Regions from separate parts of the Mus musculus genome. Here region 2 is linked to region 1. A link is a loop called in an ENCODE intact Hi-C map of the cell type or tissue named here. Cell type or tissue: heart. All regions are shown on one strand. Each heading gives the region's core, and the rest is flanking DNA. Links, peaks and the distances in the headings are about the cores only.

Evidence for each region. A loop is a pair of places that touch in the nucleus more often than their neighbours do. Peaks named below come from ENCODE experiments on the same cell type or tissue, not always from the same donor. Only the 100,000 strongest peaks of a DNase experiment are listed, where the experiment ranks them.
Region 2: it touches region 1 in a loop (1.8-fold over the local background); 2 of 42 quality-filtered maps call a loop at or near these places.

What each region holds. Positions count from the first base shown.
Region 1 is chr6:38,957,960-38,965,827 of GRCm38, forward strand. The region is part of intron 3 of Tbxas1 (thromboxane A synthase 1, platelet); the gene reads left to right. It overlaps Gm52859 (a long non-coding RNA gene), which reads right to left. Exons shown (of 2, transcript XR_003956281.1): 1 at 7,391-7,868; 2 at 3,777-6,346. Among named protein-coding and RNA genes, the nearest start is that of Gm52859, 4.0 kb to the right of the region's middle. In heart, for the core only: no CTCF peak of the experiment used is centred there; a DNase peak (open chromatin) is centred at 3,202; H3K27ac peaks cover 683 bases.
Region 2 is chr6:39,044,499-39,052,366 of GRCm38, forward strand. All of the region lies in intron 9 of Tbxas1 (thromboxane A synthase 1, platelet), which reads left to right. It overlaps Gm46989 (a long non-coding RNA gene), which reads right to left. Exons shown (of 3, transcript XR_003956280.1): 3 at 1-857. Among named protein-coding and RNA genes, the nearest start is that of Gm46989, 6.4 kb to the right of the region's middle. In heart, for the core only: no CTCF peak of the experiment used is centred there; a DNase peak (open chromatin) is centred at 4,803; H3K27me3 peaks cover 323 bases.

The DNA of each region.
Region 1 (7,868 bases), core at 1,277-6,276:
ATAACTGTTATTGCATACATGCTGGCTATTTTTATGTTAACTTAACACAAGCTAGTGTTACCCAAGAAGAGGGAGCCACAACTGAGACAATGCCTATAAGACTGGCCTGTAGGCAAACCTATGGAGTATTGTCTGAACTAATGATTGGTGTGGGAGGACCCATCCCACAGGGAGCGGTATCACGGCTGGGCAGCTGGTCCTTGGGTGTATATAAAACACATCAAGCTAGCCATATCGAACAAGCCAGTAAGTAGCACTCCTCTATGGCCTCTGCATCAGCTCCTGGCTCCAGACTCCTCCCTGTTTGAGTTCCTGCCCTGCCTCCCCTCTGTGATGGACTCTGATCTGGAAGTATAAGCTGAAATAAACCTTTTCCTGCTCAGGTTGCCTTGTGTTTCATCCTATCACTAGAAATCCTAATTAAGACAGAATGTTAAGGGAACATTATTTATCAAGGGCCTACCCTGACAACAGGCAGATGTAGGAAACGGTAGAGAACAGGAGAGTAGTGGCTAACAAGACAACCGTCTCCCAGCCAAGTGCAGGGCTTGATAAGTAGACAATTATCCTCAGGTACATTTGTTAGAGCCATGCTTTCGTGACTTCTGAACTGATTCCCCGCTTACCCTCTAGGGTCATAGCCTCTGGACACCCCTGGTGGGGCATCTCCCCAAACTTCCATTCTTCTTATGGGGCAGAGCATCTTGTCTCCTGGTCTCCATCCACGGGTGTCTCTGGAGCTGGCTTAGATCCCTGTGTTTCCGACTCTCTCACCACATGTATCTCCTGCCACGTGTTACTCCCCTGTCCTCTTCCTGTAACAAAGTAGAAGTAAGTGATGGATGCTGCAGATATTTTTTTAGTATAAATATTTGGTTAGCATACAAAATAATGAATTTTATTATGACATTTTCATGTAGGTGTATAATTGTACCTTGTACATACTTGACTCTCACCCTCCTACCCACTTCCCCCTCTTCTCAGTATTTCTCTTCTTCCCTTCATAGTTCTCTCTCTCCCTCTCTCTGTCTCTCTCTGTCTCTCTGTTGCTCTCTGTCTCTTTGTCACGCACACACACATCCCTAGATGCTGCAGATATGTGTGATACATCTGCCTCCCTCCCACAGCAACTACCCTGTCTTGTTCCTTTTCTCTCATCATAGCCCTCCCAATATTTAAATTTAAGTCTAAATTCAATAAATGAGAGGTTTGAAATACTTGTCTTTCTGAGTCTGGCCTATTTTGCTTAACATGATGATCTCCAGCTCTATCAGATTCATAGCATCATTATGGCTTAGCAAACTCCAGTGTGTGTGTGTGTGTGTGTGTGTGTGTGTGTGTGTGTGTGTATGAGAGAGAGAGAGAGAGAGAGAGAGAGAGAGAGAGAGTGAGTATATATGTGTGTGTGTGTAACATTACATTTTATTTATCCGTTCAGCTCTTGCTGGGCATCTATGCTGGTTCCATGTAGCAATAGCCATAAAACATGATGTGTTTTTTTGACAACTACTGTATTTTGTGACTCATACTCAAAAGGAACAGAAGTGTATCGATTCAGCCTCCGAAGCGCTCAACAGAATGTGGCAGAAGAGGAGGGTGAGGAAAATCTCCCGTTCCACTCTCTCTAGCCGTCACTGGTTAGCTTAATGGATTATGGCCAACCATTCACTTCCCCTCTGTTTGCTTAGAGGTAAATGGGAGATTTGAACTGGATCAGTGACCTTGACACTCTGTTTAATGATGAACCTCAGTAAACAGATGATTGACCACACTGTGATCTAGGACTGTGCATGGGCGCACAAGAGCTCACACAAAGAGAGAGCTCCCACTCACACACGCAGGAAACGGAAGTTTTGTAAAACGACTGCCTTATTCTCTCCAAGAGTCACTGAGACTAGGTCTGGAGAAGGAAGGCAAATGCAAGCTGCTCAGGTCTCAGTAAACAACTTTGTAATCACTGTACTAGTCTGCTTAAGGCTGCTGTGATCAATACCAGAATGGAAGCAACTTGGGGAGCAAAGGGTTTATTTCTGTTTATAGTTTCCAGTACGTCGTAAATGGAAGTCAGAGCAGGAACTCAAGGCAGGAACACGGAGCCAGACTATACAGGAACGCTGCTTACTGCCTTGCTCAAACTGCATTCTGGTACTACCCAGAACCTCTTGCCCAGCAGTGGCTCCGCCATAGTGGACTCCACCCTCTCACATCAGTGTTAAGAAAATGTTCCACAGATATTACCTACTGGCACTCTGATGGAGGCAATCCCACAACTAAGTTTCCCTCTTAGTTGACTCTAGCTAAGTTGAGAAAATTTAACCAGCATAACCACTAGTGTGTCAAAAGCAAAGACCAAGTGCTATCTGATAGTCTCTTCCAGGTAGTGGGAACTATGCAACCTCCCGCAGGTGATGACCCATCTCTTCTTAGTCTATGTTAGAAGAAACATCAGAGAGAGAGAGAGAGAGAGCGAGAGAGAGAGAGAGAGAGAGAGAGAGAGAGAGAGAGAGAGAGAGAGAGAGCTTAGATAAAGTCAGCAAGAGTCCACTGTGGATAGCTGCAGCAGATCCCAGTGGCAGAGCTGGACTTCTGGAGACAGGGCTCACACACCTGGCTCCATGCCCAGTGTTAGCACCTCCTGCCTGAGAGCATCATTCTTCTTCATCTTCAAAAGCCCACATTCAGCTATTACTGAAATTACTTTCAGCCCTACCTGAATCTAGCTAAGACACTCACAGAAATAATGTATTAATTGGCAATTTACGACATCTAAGCTATTTTGCGTTAGATAGAGGTATCTAAGGAATTTGTGTGGCTTTCCTGCCTCAGAGTGTAGCTAAAATCCCAAGGAAACGGGGCAGAAAAGAGAGTGACCTAGAAACTGTCCCCTTTCGGTGGGGGGTGGATTAGGGACAGAGAGCAGATGGGGCTGTGGATAATGAAATCACTCCAGCTGATGGGGAGTGTGCAGGGTTCCACGTGTGCGCGCCCTTTTGACATGACAGTATGTCGAATGTGCCCAGTTTTGTTCCTAGTTGTCATAGGACACATGCAGCCTGCGGGCTACAGGCTGGACTCACGTGAAGGGTGAGAAATGGCAGCTCCCTGTTTTAGCAAGCACTGGCCAAGGTGGAATGGGCAGGAGAAGGCTGCCCCTAGAGAGGGAGGTCACCTGATAGTAGTCACGTGACCAGCCAAGCAGCTGCCATAGAAGTCTTTCTTGGACATTAGGACTCAAGTGAGAGGCCTCTGGGTCCTGAAAAGGGAGCTGGTGGGAACATAAGATAGGCTCTGAGCCCAGGGATGAGTCACACGTGCAGCCTCAGTTCTGAGAGCCAGAGCATAGCATTGCCCAAACTGAGAATCCAGCTCTGTTCCTAGTACCTCCTGTGAGGAAAATGCCCGTCCTGTCTGCAGCACACCCAGACCAGGGAAACTGCTCTCCTAATGCGATCCTGGGAAGGTGTAGCTTCCGGTCCATGGGGGGTGGGAGGGGCTAAGGTAAGGATGGAGCACCTTGGAGGGATGAGGAGCACCACAGAGCCAGGCTGACAGCTACAGATCTTCCCATTTGTCTTCCTTGATGTCTGTAGCCGGATCTACTGCAGAGAAGCGCATACGAGGCTCAAGTGGGAGGGAGGGAGTTCCTCCGCGGTGACAGTCAGAGGTAGCATCAATAACTCCTTTATCCCCACATGACAACCTGCACAGATGTATTCCCAAACAAAAGACTGGCTCACATTAGAGTTTTGTAAAAAGCTCTGTCTCTACCTAATCAGTTCAAATAAAAAAATTCCACATTTAATTGAATTGTACCTGCAACAAATCCAAGTTGTTCAACCCAAAATGCATAATAGAGTTACATAACACTGTCATGAATCACTGTGACATTTGTCAAGGCAGACTCTCTTCTGGAAATACGTCCTGGTAACACAGAGCTTATGCAAATGTTTCCTGTCAAGAACCCCAGCGCACAGTCTCAAGAACTGCACATACTTAACCAATTCCAGTGGCTTTTTAACCTTAATTAGTTGAGAAGTTAAACAGCATTTATATTCTGTCCAAAAAGATGGACAGACCATCTTTGCTTTCATGATTTAAAAAAAAAATCATTTGTAAATTCAAATAAGCAATAAACAGCCAATCATATAGAACTTAAAGTCTCTTTCTCATCAAAAATCGGTGAGCCAAGAATCCCCTTCAACTTCTCAAAAACTCTTGAACAACCCAGACATGTTAGCATATGACTTGTAATTCTAGCCCTCAAGAGGTGGAGGCAGGGAAATCACGAGTTCAAGGCCCATCTAGGCTGCAGATATACAGATTCAGTTCTGAGTCAGTAGCATCCCTTGGCCCTGGAGTACTTTTTATGACAAGTCTCAAAGCACAAAACCAGCAAAACAAAATAAAACCCTTAAAGACAAGGGTGATGAAGGAGGGGGGAGGGAGAGGAGGAGGAGGGGACCATTGAATGATTTAAATATAGTCCAAAACCTTATTGTTCACTGGAGAAAATGAACTGTGGAATCTAAATGTCTAAAACCAAACATTGGCCTAAATGCTCAAACACACAAGGTCACATGCCATCCATCAGACGTGAGTGAAATTCTACTAAATTCTGAATGATTGGAGTTCTTCATTAAAATGGACTGAGTTCTCTTGTTTTTCCTCTAGGACCCTTAAATCTTGGAGAGTTTGAGTTGTTTACCATGCATTCCAATTATTCCTGATCAGTCTTATGTGTAACATTTCCACAGCTATGCGCACAAAGCAATTCCCTGGCAAGGCACCACCAAGTTTTATGATGCTTCCATGCCTAGGGCAGATAATAGAAACTTAACTACTAAAATAACTTCCTTGATTATTCCTGGCGTCTCAAGGCCCCATTCCTAACAACATCTCCTCTATCTTGTCCTCCAACTGCAAGGATTTTGTAACCCACAAGTGTGGGTTTTTTTCATCCTGGGATCAGTTGTCAGTTGATGGGACTATCTATAAAGGTGGCTCTCTGGCATTCTCCAGACCCCACATTAACCACTAGGGAGGTGCTATTAGTTGGTGATCCTATTTTTGCCTTTTCTAAAGAAGAACCTAATAACTTTTTGCTCTGAACCAATGGCTGGTGGGCAGCCTGCCATTGCATGCAAGCTGGATGTGGGCATTGTGGTCTTTCCGGGCTGTAACATCTGTCAGCACCTCTAGGTGCCACCCAGTTGCAAGGGAATTAGACAGTTTGATACTGAGTAAAAACTGCCTTTCTTAACAAGATGGTGGAGACAAGGGTCTCCTGCCCTCCCCCTCAGCATTTTGCTTTGGTAATACAATGCCTGGTGCATATGAGCCACCAAAGAGGTAGCTATGAGTGAATCTACTTTTCTTTAAAGGTTCTAACTCTCCAAGTTCCCATCTCTGCCTTACTGTCAGTCCACAGCTATGTCCAATGGTCAATATCACTCTCATATTCTTCCCCAGGCAAAAAGATGCTCCCTTCCCTTAAATCTTTGCATTCTCTGCTAGAGTTGGTTTCCCCAAATCACTGAAGGAGATAATAGCCTTTAGTCTGGAGCCCAATAAGATGTTTCATCTCCTCCTCAGCATCCTGAATCTTGCCCTTCTCCAACCCTGTTGATGACTGCCAAGGCTTTGGTGCCCATGAAGCCATAAGGAACGTTCACAGAACAATGGTTTGATCTAATTTGGAAGAGGGTGAATTTCCTTGTACCTACAATCTACCGGGAAGGATGCCTGTTGGATTGATGGATTAATGGCTCCTGCTTCTCAGACAAAGGCAGATACTTTAATAGCATGAAGGCTGTATACCTAAAGGGCATTTCTTATTGTGATAAAATATACACGAGAAAATTTACCATCTTGGCCATTTCTCATTGTACCACTCAGTGCTGCTAAACACGTTCACGGAGCTATACTGTCACCACGGTCATTCATGCTCACAGGTGCTTTCATCTGGCAAACAGAAATGTCATCCACAGCAAACACAGTCCTCTCTGTGCCCCTCTCCTGCCCCGTCTCTGTGACAGAACTGCACAGCACTTGTTCATTCAGGAAGATGTCCTCAGGGCTCATGTACCTTGCCCCATGTGTCAGAATTTTCTTCCTCTTCAAGGAAAAGAAAACTTTGTACACTGGGTATATCCCCCATGCTGTGTTGTTTGCTGTTGGTGGACACTGCCGAGCTTCTACCATGTGGCTCCAGTAAACAACAAAGCCATATCTGTGGACGTGCAAGTATAAACCCAAGACCCTGCTTCTCAGTTCAATGATGCAGCCATGATCACCCGCATGCAAATGCTTCTTCAAGTCCCTACTTTCCATTTGTAGAGCATTCGTCCTAGAAGGAGAAGTACAGCATCAGATAGCAATTCTGCTTTTATTGGGGGTGGGGGCTGGGGAGCTCTCGGCGCTGTTTCCTATAGTAGCCCCCATCATTTTGCCTTTTGGAAGATAGTCTGTAGCTGTGTGTAGCCATCCCTTTCCATCATGCCGAGGTGGTAACTGTTGTTGTCAAACCTTGAGAATGAACTCCAGAGGAAAAAAAATATACTTTCTTCCTTGGAGAAACTCCTGGAACTCAACTGGCCAGTGCCAACCCTGCATTTCTGATTGGTATGTAGGACGCACTGACTCCCATTCCCTTCCAACGTTCTGCTGGCTGTAAACCAACCAGCTAGCATTTGACAAAACAAAGACAAAAAGGAAGCCAGCCTTATTATCAATTGATGTTTGCGCGCGGTCCCGTGGCTCATTTTAGTAACCCTCCGGCAGTCTCCACCCTGAGCTGCTTCTCCTCTTACGTCCTCTCTGCTGAGTCCTTTACAACCTATGTGTCTTCCATTCTGTCTTCACCCCTTGAAGTTTCCTCTTTCCCAGGTGTTCACTGTGGCCTTTGGGTCTCTCTTCTGGTTCTTGTTTGTGTGCTATGTACAACATCTCTCCACAGAGCTGACCCTTCATTCTCAATCTGTCAAGACCAGGTTTGGTAGCTCGCTGATACAGTCTCTGAGCTCCTCCATAGGTGCCTATTCTAGCTTTGAGACCATTTGCTGAAGGGGGCAAGCTGATGTTCCCTTTGTGTTCTAAAGTCCCTGCAAAAACATAGTCACTGAGAGAAAGTGACTAGTCCACATGTCTTCAAATGCAACGGGGCCCACAGAGAAGTATGTACCCAGGCACACAAGCTTTGGAAGGAGCATAGAGGTTTTGGCTAGGACAGAACAGAGAAGAGCAGGCGATAAGGTTATGCTGGGGAAACAGTGATTTGGATCATCAGAAATGGGGAAGAAAACAGACAGAAAATGTTACAGGAGAAACGTCCTATAGGAAAAACAACAGCATTGAGGGAGATTTTGGGCCGTAAAAATGAAGGCGAACCAACCTGAGTCACTGATACTGGCTAGGAGTTCCGTGGTGGTGAATACTGATTGTTTCTAGGCATGTCAAATGAGGCGGTTTCTAGAATGGGATAATTGAGGCAGGGAGATTTAATCCACCCTAAATACGGGTGAAATCACCCCCATGGCTTGGGATCCTGGAGTAAATAAGCAAAAAGCCAGCCGAGCACCAGCATTTATCAGTGCTTGCTTCCTGATGGTGGGTGCAGCAATGCGAGCGTCTGCCTCAAGCTTCTGCTTCCATTCCTTTCCTGCTAGGCTGGCCTGTAGATGACTCAAACTGAGAGCCAGAGCAAACCTTCCTTCCTTAAGTCATTCTTCGTCTAGTATGTTGTCACAACCACAAGGAAAGTAATGACTGCTCAGAGAATAAATGGTGGCCCGTAATAGTGAAGAGACTGCACATGGCAATGGAGAAAAGGGTCTCACGCTTGCCGTAATCAGCTGGAATGTGCCATAGTC
Region 2 (7,868 bases), core at 1,880-6,879, 87 kb after region 1:
GGGGAAATGGATTCTTCTTATTTAACATTTGGCAAATTTACATTCTCCTTGTCTGCCCTTGGATCTCTTAAATTAATCTCTATAGATACTTCCATGTATTATTAGTTTTTTCTTCCTATGTAAAATCTGTTCTATCAAGAATTCCTCTATTCATCCCAGCTTCAGACAGACAGTTCCCTTCCCTGGGGATGATTTATGCACCAAGCCCGTCAGATATCTGGCTGCATTTTTCTTCCTGTCCCTCAAATGTTTCCTTAAAGCCTACTTAATAGTGCCTGTAGTGTCTACCTGGAGTTCTGGGAAGTCTGGGTCTGGCCTCTCTGCAGTAGTCTGTGACCTTTCCAACCTTGCTCTTTTCTCCAAAGTTCTAAGGAAGGACTGTGAATATTACCCCTGCCCCTGTCCTGCTCCTGACCTCCTACGTCAAGTTTCAAAGGCCTTGCTGATTCGAGCCTCCTTCAGATCCCATCATCCATTTGCATGTGGGCCAGCCTTGCCAGAAGAGGCCCATGAGTGTAGTCTGTCCTTGCCGGTGAGGCATCTTGAGTGCGCATTTCCAGCAACCCCACCTTCCTCTTGGTCCATGCTCAAGCCTTAGGCCCTCTTAGCTTTTCAGCTGTCACAGCCCCAAGACCAAGAAAGCCACAGACTCCACGCCCTGGAACGTACCTGCTTTCACCATCTCAGAAAGGCAAGGAGCTCCGACCTCAGGAGCTCCCCCGCACACCTTCTCATGGGTAGAAGTCTCTTCAGCTTGTTCCGCCCGGGGCAGGCATGACTGTCCCTCTACCAGTGCAGGGTCTGTCGTGAGTTCCAACGGTCAGGGTCTGGGCCAGGTGTTGCCGGGTTCTTGACATCTTAATCAAAGAATTAAAATAAAGGTGCACACACAAAGAGATTGCAAAGTAACACTGGAGCAGATCAGGAAGACACACACTGTCAGGAGTGACAGCCGACCACACCATGAGGGAACTCAAAGGACCTTCTTACTGTTTGAGACTTTCCCCCCATAGGGTTTAATAGAAGGATGAATCTGGGAAATCTTTGCTCATTGAGTATGTCCCTTCCCGTGATGGTTTGAATCATATGTGTGCTTAACTATGTAGAGCTGTAGGTGGTAAGTAGGGAAGTCTCCCTTCATGTTCACTCAGAGGATACAGTTTGCTGGACTACACATGCATGCACTCAATGGCAGTGTAAAACATACGAGGCCCGCTGCCTTCTATACACAGACACATTCTGGTATGCGTTCCAGTAGAAACTGTTCATAAAGGAGAAGGTTTCGTTTGATCCTTGTCAAGGGGAAGAGGAACTTATGTCCGTTGTACGAAGGGAGGTGCACACCCAGTCTGACAGATTACGAGATGCACTGTTAGGAGAGAGATGCCCACCCCAAGCAGTGTCTCAGGATGCTAAACTATTCTCTAGGCTTGTGGGCCTCATCATATCAAGACCTGAGTGCTCAGCAGATGATGATTAAAGCAAAAAAAAAAAAACCATAAGTCATCACGCACACTTGTTTGCACGCATGCATGCATGCTTTACTGGGAATTAAATTCAGGACTTCATATATGGTAAGGCAGACACTTGACTACTGAGCTACCTACCTTTGCTTTGTAAATAAGGAAATAAGGAAAGGGCATTAGGAGATGTCCCAGAATCACACTGTGTTGCAGCTTCCTGGCCCAAGGCCCATGCTCACTTATCTGTGTAGCTTGAAGAACCAGTGTCCTCTCTAAGAAGGCCAGTGGAGCCCTTGTTGCCCTCCTGAGTCCATAAGTGTTTAGAACAGTGATGGCCTGGGTCTGTAGGATGGCATGCTTCAGCACCCACGAGAAGCCTGGTACTGCCTCTTCAACATCACCACTTTCAGTTCCAGATCATTCTAGGCCCTCTTACCTGCCTTCTTCCCTGTTGCTTATTTCTGCCAACAGCCACTTTCCAAGACAGCCCTGGCATTCTGAGATCTCCTGAAAGCCATCTGGCTTCCTGGCTTCTAAGTTTTACTTGGTACCAGGTTAACAAAGGTCATGTGCCCCTTGCAAGGCTTGACCCTTCCTTCCAGAACAGAAATGGGCACCTCCTCCATCAGCTGTGCCACAACCTTAAGAAGCAGTCACCCAAGGGTAGGTACACACATATAAGCAGGGTACCCAGGAAATAAAGGCTTTATAATTGAAAGTCCTCAGCTACAGAGCTAATTCAAATCCAGCCTGGGCTATCTGAAAAGGGTATTTGTCTCAGGAAATAAATAAATAAATAAATAAGCAAGCAAATATAAGTAAATAAATGGAAAGGAAGAAAAAGGAAAGAAATATAGTGGGTTTATTTATTTATTTATTTATTTATTTATCATTCAGGAAGGTAAGGTCTCTAAATGAGCCAATCAAGTGCTCCTGTCTAAGGATAGCTAATGACAGACACCTATGTCTGCTTGAACATTAAATTAGCCAACTGGTGGGACATCAGACTAGAGATGTCTTTCTCCTTGTGTATGACTGCCCCAAGAGACAGAATGACAGATTTTTCAGATAGAGCCCCGCCTCCTGGTGAGTTCCTTGAGCACAGGTGATCAGGCCAGGAGGCGCCATTCTTGGGCAGGGGTATACATCTCCCAACAGCCATAGAAACCACCACTCCTGGGACCGTTCTCCAGGGTCCTGGACAGAAAGAACTTCCTGAGTCACTTACACAAGGAGGCCAGGCTCCAGTGATCAGGCATAGGTAGTCAGCTGCCTCAAAATGCAGAGCAAAACCCTTATCAGGAGATGTCATTTTCCTCTAAATGTCATATATACAATCTTTACTGGGGTGTGATGACAGAGAGTGAATAACTTAACATAAATTTGCATAATGCAATACAGCTGTTAATTTATGATCATATTAAAGCGCAAAGTTTTTTAGTTGGAGGCATTTTAAAGTCTTAATCTTCTAAATTTCCCTCTGTTTGCTCTGTTTATTACTTAAAGCTGCCAAATAAAACACAGGTATCTGCTTCAATTTGAATCCCAGATGAGCAACGACTAATTTTTTTAGTGTATCTCACTCAGCATTTGAGATATACTTTAAAAATGTATGTGTTTTATTCTGATATTTACAGTTAACTGGGTGCTTCTGTTTCTACTCTAAACTGGGGAAGACTGCAGAGACAGCTCAGCCCCAGGGTCTTTGCTCCGGGAGCAGGGGGATTATCGCCAGGGATAATGCCCGCTGCAGGGAACTTGTGCCTTTCTGCTGTGAGGGAGGCTGGTCCTCTGAGGAACACTAACAGAGTTAAATGAATCAGACTATACAGGTGTCCCAGTGCAAAAGGGGAAACTGAGGCAAGTAACATATGTGAGCATACCTGAGAACACCAGGATATAAAAATGAGGGCATAACCTGCAGTGGTGGTGATGGTGGGGTGGTATTTTGGTTGCTGTGTGTGTGCATGTATGTATGTTTATGTGGATGTGTGTGTGTATATGTGTAATTGTGTATGTATGTGTGTGTACGTGTGTATATGTCCGCATATGTGTATATTGTGTATGTATGTATGTGTATATGTGATGTGTATATGCATATGTATATGTGTGTATGTGTGTGTGTCCTGCATTTATTCACTTATTTATTCATTTATTTAGGTTTTGTATTTTTATGCTGTGGTTCAGCTGTATTTTGTTTTGTTTGGGATAGAATATATCTATGTATTCCTGGCTGTTCTAGGATTAACTATGTAAGATCAGGATGACCTTAAATTTGAGCAATCCTCCTGACTCTGCTCCACTGTCATCCCCTTGTGACAGGATTACAAGCATCACGCCTGGCTACTACAGCGTTCTAAATGTTGGTCTTCACCCCTTAAACTGAATTCAAAGATCCCTACTCCTGAGCCTGGGTTGTGAGTCTCACTCCCTCCTCTTCCTAGCCTGGTCTTTGAGTTGTAATGCACACTCAGGGACCTTCTGCTGCATCCTGCATCTCTATATTACTGGGACAAGACCGGCTTATCATGTCATCTCAAATGTCATCTCCTCAGATCTCCAAACTGCATATTTCTGAGCTGATCGCCTCATAGCTGTGGCTTCTACTTAACTTCAACAGCGTTAAATCTCATTTATCCTGGTTCTGGCCATTCTGTCTTCAGCGTCTTCCTGATAATCCTGTCTCACTGTCTCCATGCCTCAGCAGAGCTTGACAGTGAGTCTCCCCTGTGCCCCTGCTAGGACTGTCACTGTCGATGGCATGAGGCAAATGCAGTGAGTAACTACTGCGTGGTGTTACAGGCTCACAGTGTCCTACGCAGTTGCCATGAGCCCCTTTAGAGTCCAGAATATAGAGCCTCGGAGGTTCCAGGTGCTTTCCTTAAGGCTGTGATGCAAATCTACAATTTCGCCTCCTCCAAATCTTAGGCTGAGCTGAGTCTTGCAAAGAAATCAACTGACAGGAAAAGCCAGCAAGCTAAGAGATGCCCACATGGGCTATATATTTTCTTTCTATCCCTACCCAGAATCCTCTTAAATCTTACCTTCTCCTTGGGAATGTCCTGGAATCTCTTCATGGGCTCTCCATTCCGTGTGTGTTTTCTTTTCGGTTGTGACAGTCGAGTCCCAAGGAAATCCTTGTTTCCTGAGCATTTTCCCATGCCTCAGCAGTAATGGCCATCTCGCCCACAGGATCCAAACCCAGTGATCCTTCAGATGTTTTTATTAGCTCAGTGACCAGTATATGGGGAGAGGCAAGTTGGCACTCTCTTTCCATTCCGTCGGAAACACTTTCCACCCTGTCCCTCTTGGCCCTGGCATTTGCTTCGTGAGTTGCCAGGAAACCCCATGGGGCAGCAGAGCATAGCCAGCAACCTGCACCCAGCAAGCTGACATGGACACTCAGCCTGCATCCTCTGAGTCCCCCAGCCTGTCACCAGTGTTGCCTTCACCCAGCCTGCGGTGCCAAGCTCTGAGTCTTAACTCCCTACTGAAAGGCTCCTTACCCAGCCAGACTACCCCATACTGGGAACAATACAGATCCTCCTAGAGCCTATGTCCTCACCTGATAAAGGGGACAGTAATGTCATTTGCTCTTTAAGCTGCAAGCCTGAGGAAATTGGCTAGCATGGGAAGCGCTGAGCACAGAGCCTGCCGCCTGCCGCCCAGACTTCTGATCTCTCTCCTGTCACATTATGTTATTCCTACCTCAAACCGTCTAAAAACCTCAGGCACATGTCCCTTACATGCATCCCCTGCTGCTCTGTCATTGAACTTCTGGTACTATACACACGCGCGAGCGCGCACACACACACACACACAGAGAGAGAACACCCACCCTCCCCTGCCACTTTCTTTTTGCTGGCAACTTTTCCTACTCTGCTGTTAAATTCACCTCTGACATCCTATTTTCCCAGGACACTGTTTTCTTCCAGAGGCCAACAAAACAATGCTCAAATCAGAAAGCATGGGTGGATACCAGCCACCGAGGTTCCAGAACCCTCAGTCTCTACAAGAGATTGCTCTGTCCATTCCTGCCTACTATACCAGAAATAAGAAACTCCCCTCTATCTGGGGATGGGGGGATGGGCAGCCTGTGGCCAATAACCTTCCACTCTTAGCTAAACTCCTCTAAAGAGGGGCAGCCTGTACCTTTCTGGCATTGCTAATCTCTGCCCAAATAGGGAGGCCTCATGTCTACTGCCCATCGTGTCCCTGTGACTGTATCCCTCTGGGTGCAGAACATGCAGCAGACCCCATATGCGAAGGTGTGATGCAGAGATGAAGGTTGCTTTTATGATATTCCTTTCCAGAAGGTCGGGGTGGCTCCATCACTGACCCATTATCAAGTCACCATTGAATGTATCTAAATTTATAGCCATCACTGTGACCCTGTGTCACGAGAAGCCCTATACGTTTATGAGTAGAAATGGCACTTCCCTTTATTTTCTCCCTGAGTTAAGTCTTTTGGCTATTCTTCTAATTCATGATAATTTCTCTTATGTCTCCCTCAAATCCTCTCTTTAAACATCTTGTCCTTTACCTTTACATTTGCTAATGGGGTACAAACCATCGTCCACAGGCTGGAAGCTCTGTTCCAGGAGGCACCTGTGCCAGCAATCCTCGATGCCCAATACAGTGTCTGGTGCATCATGGGTATCCTGATGGACCATTCATCACCCAAAACCATGCTACCCTCTCCAACTTTACCTTTCCCTGTGTGCAGGGCAATTAAGGGGTCCTCACTAGAGACACCAGTTGGCCTACTTTCTAGGAGCCTGTTCCCAAGGTCACCTCATAGAAGCCTCCTCCACGTACAGTGGGAGATGTGCAGTGAGCATTCGGTGAGCCTCTTCAGAAAGAGAGCAAACAAGATTGGGTCAGGTCCATCTACAAAGGTTGCCTGAGATGAGGGGGCCTCCAGTGGGACAGGGGGAGGCAGAACAGAAATAGGGAGTGTCCACTGAGCTTCCTTATGCAGACACTGTCTTCTGAGCCATCCTTGAATGGAGGTTTGTGCTGACACAGCTCCGTGCAGCAAGCAAGGCCAGCACTTCTCTCTTGCACTAGGTGAGAAACTGCAGCTGTCAGAGTCGGCTCAGGCCGCCCAGCTGGCGAATGGTGAAGCAAATTTAAACTCTGTGTATGCTTCTAGTATTCAGTACTAGTTCCCAGGGTGGAATTTGAAGTTGACGGCAGGAAACCCTGGAAGAATTTCCCCAGCAATCTGTAAGGAGTAGTCTTGGTCGAATGTTCTAGAAACTACCATCTTGAGCTTGGCAGCTTGGATCTAACGGGATGGGCCCCATCTCTCAAAGGGTTTCTCATCCTTGGCTACACCCTGGACTCACTCTGGAGAGCTTGCTGCCTTTGGCTCCCTGCACCCTCAGTGCCTCACAAAACAGGTATGTGAGGCTTAGCCACAAACTCCCCTGGTCACTCCAGGTAGGCTCAAGGAAGGCAAACAACACAAGATGAAGCTAGCTGTCCCTTTCTGTCCACCAGAGCTCAGCACTCGGTGGCACCCTGGGAAGAAGTCTCATTTCCACACTGCCCACCAAGACTGAAGGCCTGTCCCTGATACCATGCCATTCAACGCACTTCCAGTTTCATTCTTACATTTGGGGCCTCTGAGCCTAAGGCAGCCATGCAATTATAAAACACACACCTGATGGGGTGGAATCCTTTCTGTTGAGACTACTCATCAGAGAAAAAGGCAACTCCAGGTATACAAAGTAATTAGTTCCAGGCAGTTGTGTCTTTGTTCTGTGTGACAAACAAACAAACAAACAAACAAAAACTACTTTTGGGACACAAAGTCATCTGGGCATCCTGAAAATGAGAGCCAGGTCACCCTTGCCTTGACCTAGACGACTCAGGGCCATGAGAACCTCCCAGGCTCCAAAGAGTAGCAATGTGCCTGAGAAGAAATGCCACTCTCCTATCAGGGGTGCTCTTTATTTTTTAAGATTCAACTCTCAAACCAGAAATCCACCCACCTGCCAAGTCTAAGTTTGGGGAAAGAACATTATTTTCTTAGCTATGTGAGGAAACACCACAGCATCCTAGGGACTGAGCCCAAAGTAGGCAGATATCAAGTCATATGCCCAGGGCTGCCTAGCCCTCAGAGTCCAGTCATAGCTGCATATGGAAGACAAAGGCCAGCGCAGGCAGCCTATGCACCAGGTGCATCGAGAGAGGTATTGTTTTAGCTTTTAAATATATGCTAATTGTTAGATTTAAGGAATCATAATTCTATAAAGATCTAGGCCCTAGCTTTTTCTTGAAGCAATGGAAACTCGGGTTACCTTCAGCCCCTCCCTTCCTGCAGCATCAGACAAGGGCAGCTCCCGCCTGCAGTCAGGCCAGATGCCAGCAGCCCTTCCACATCACACCCATGGCCTC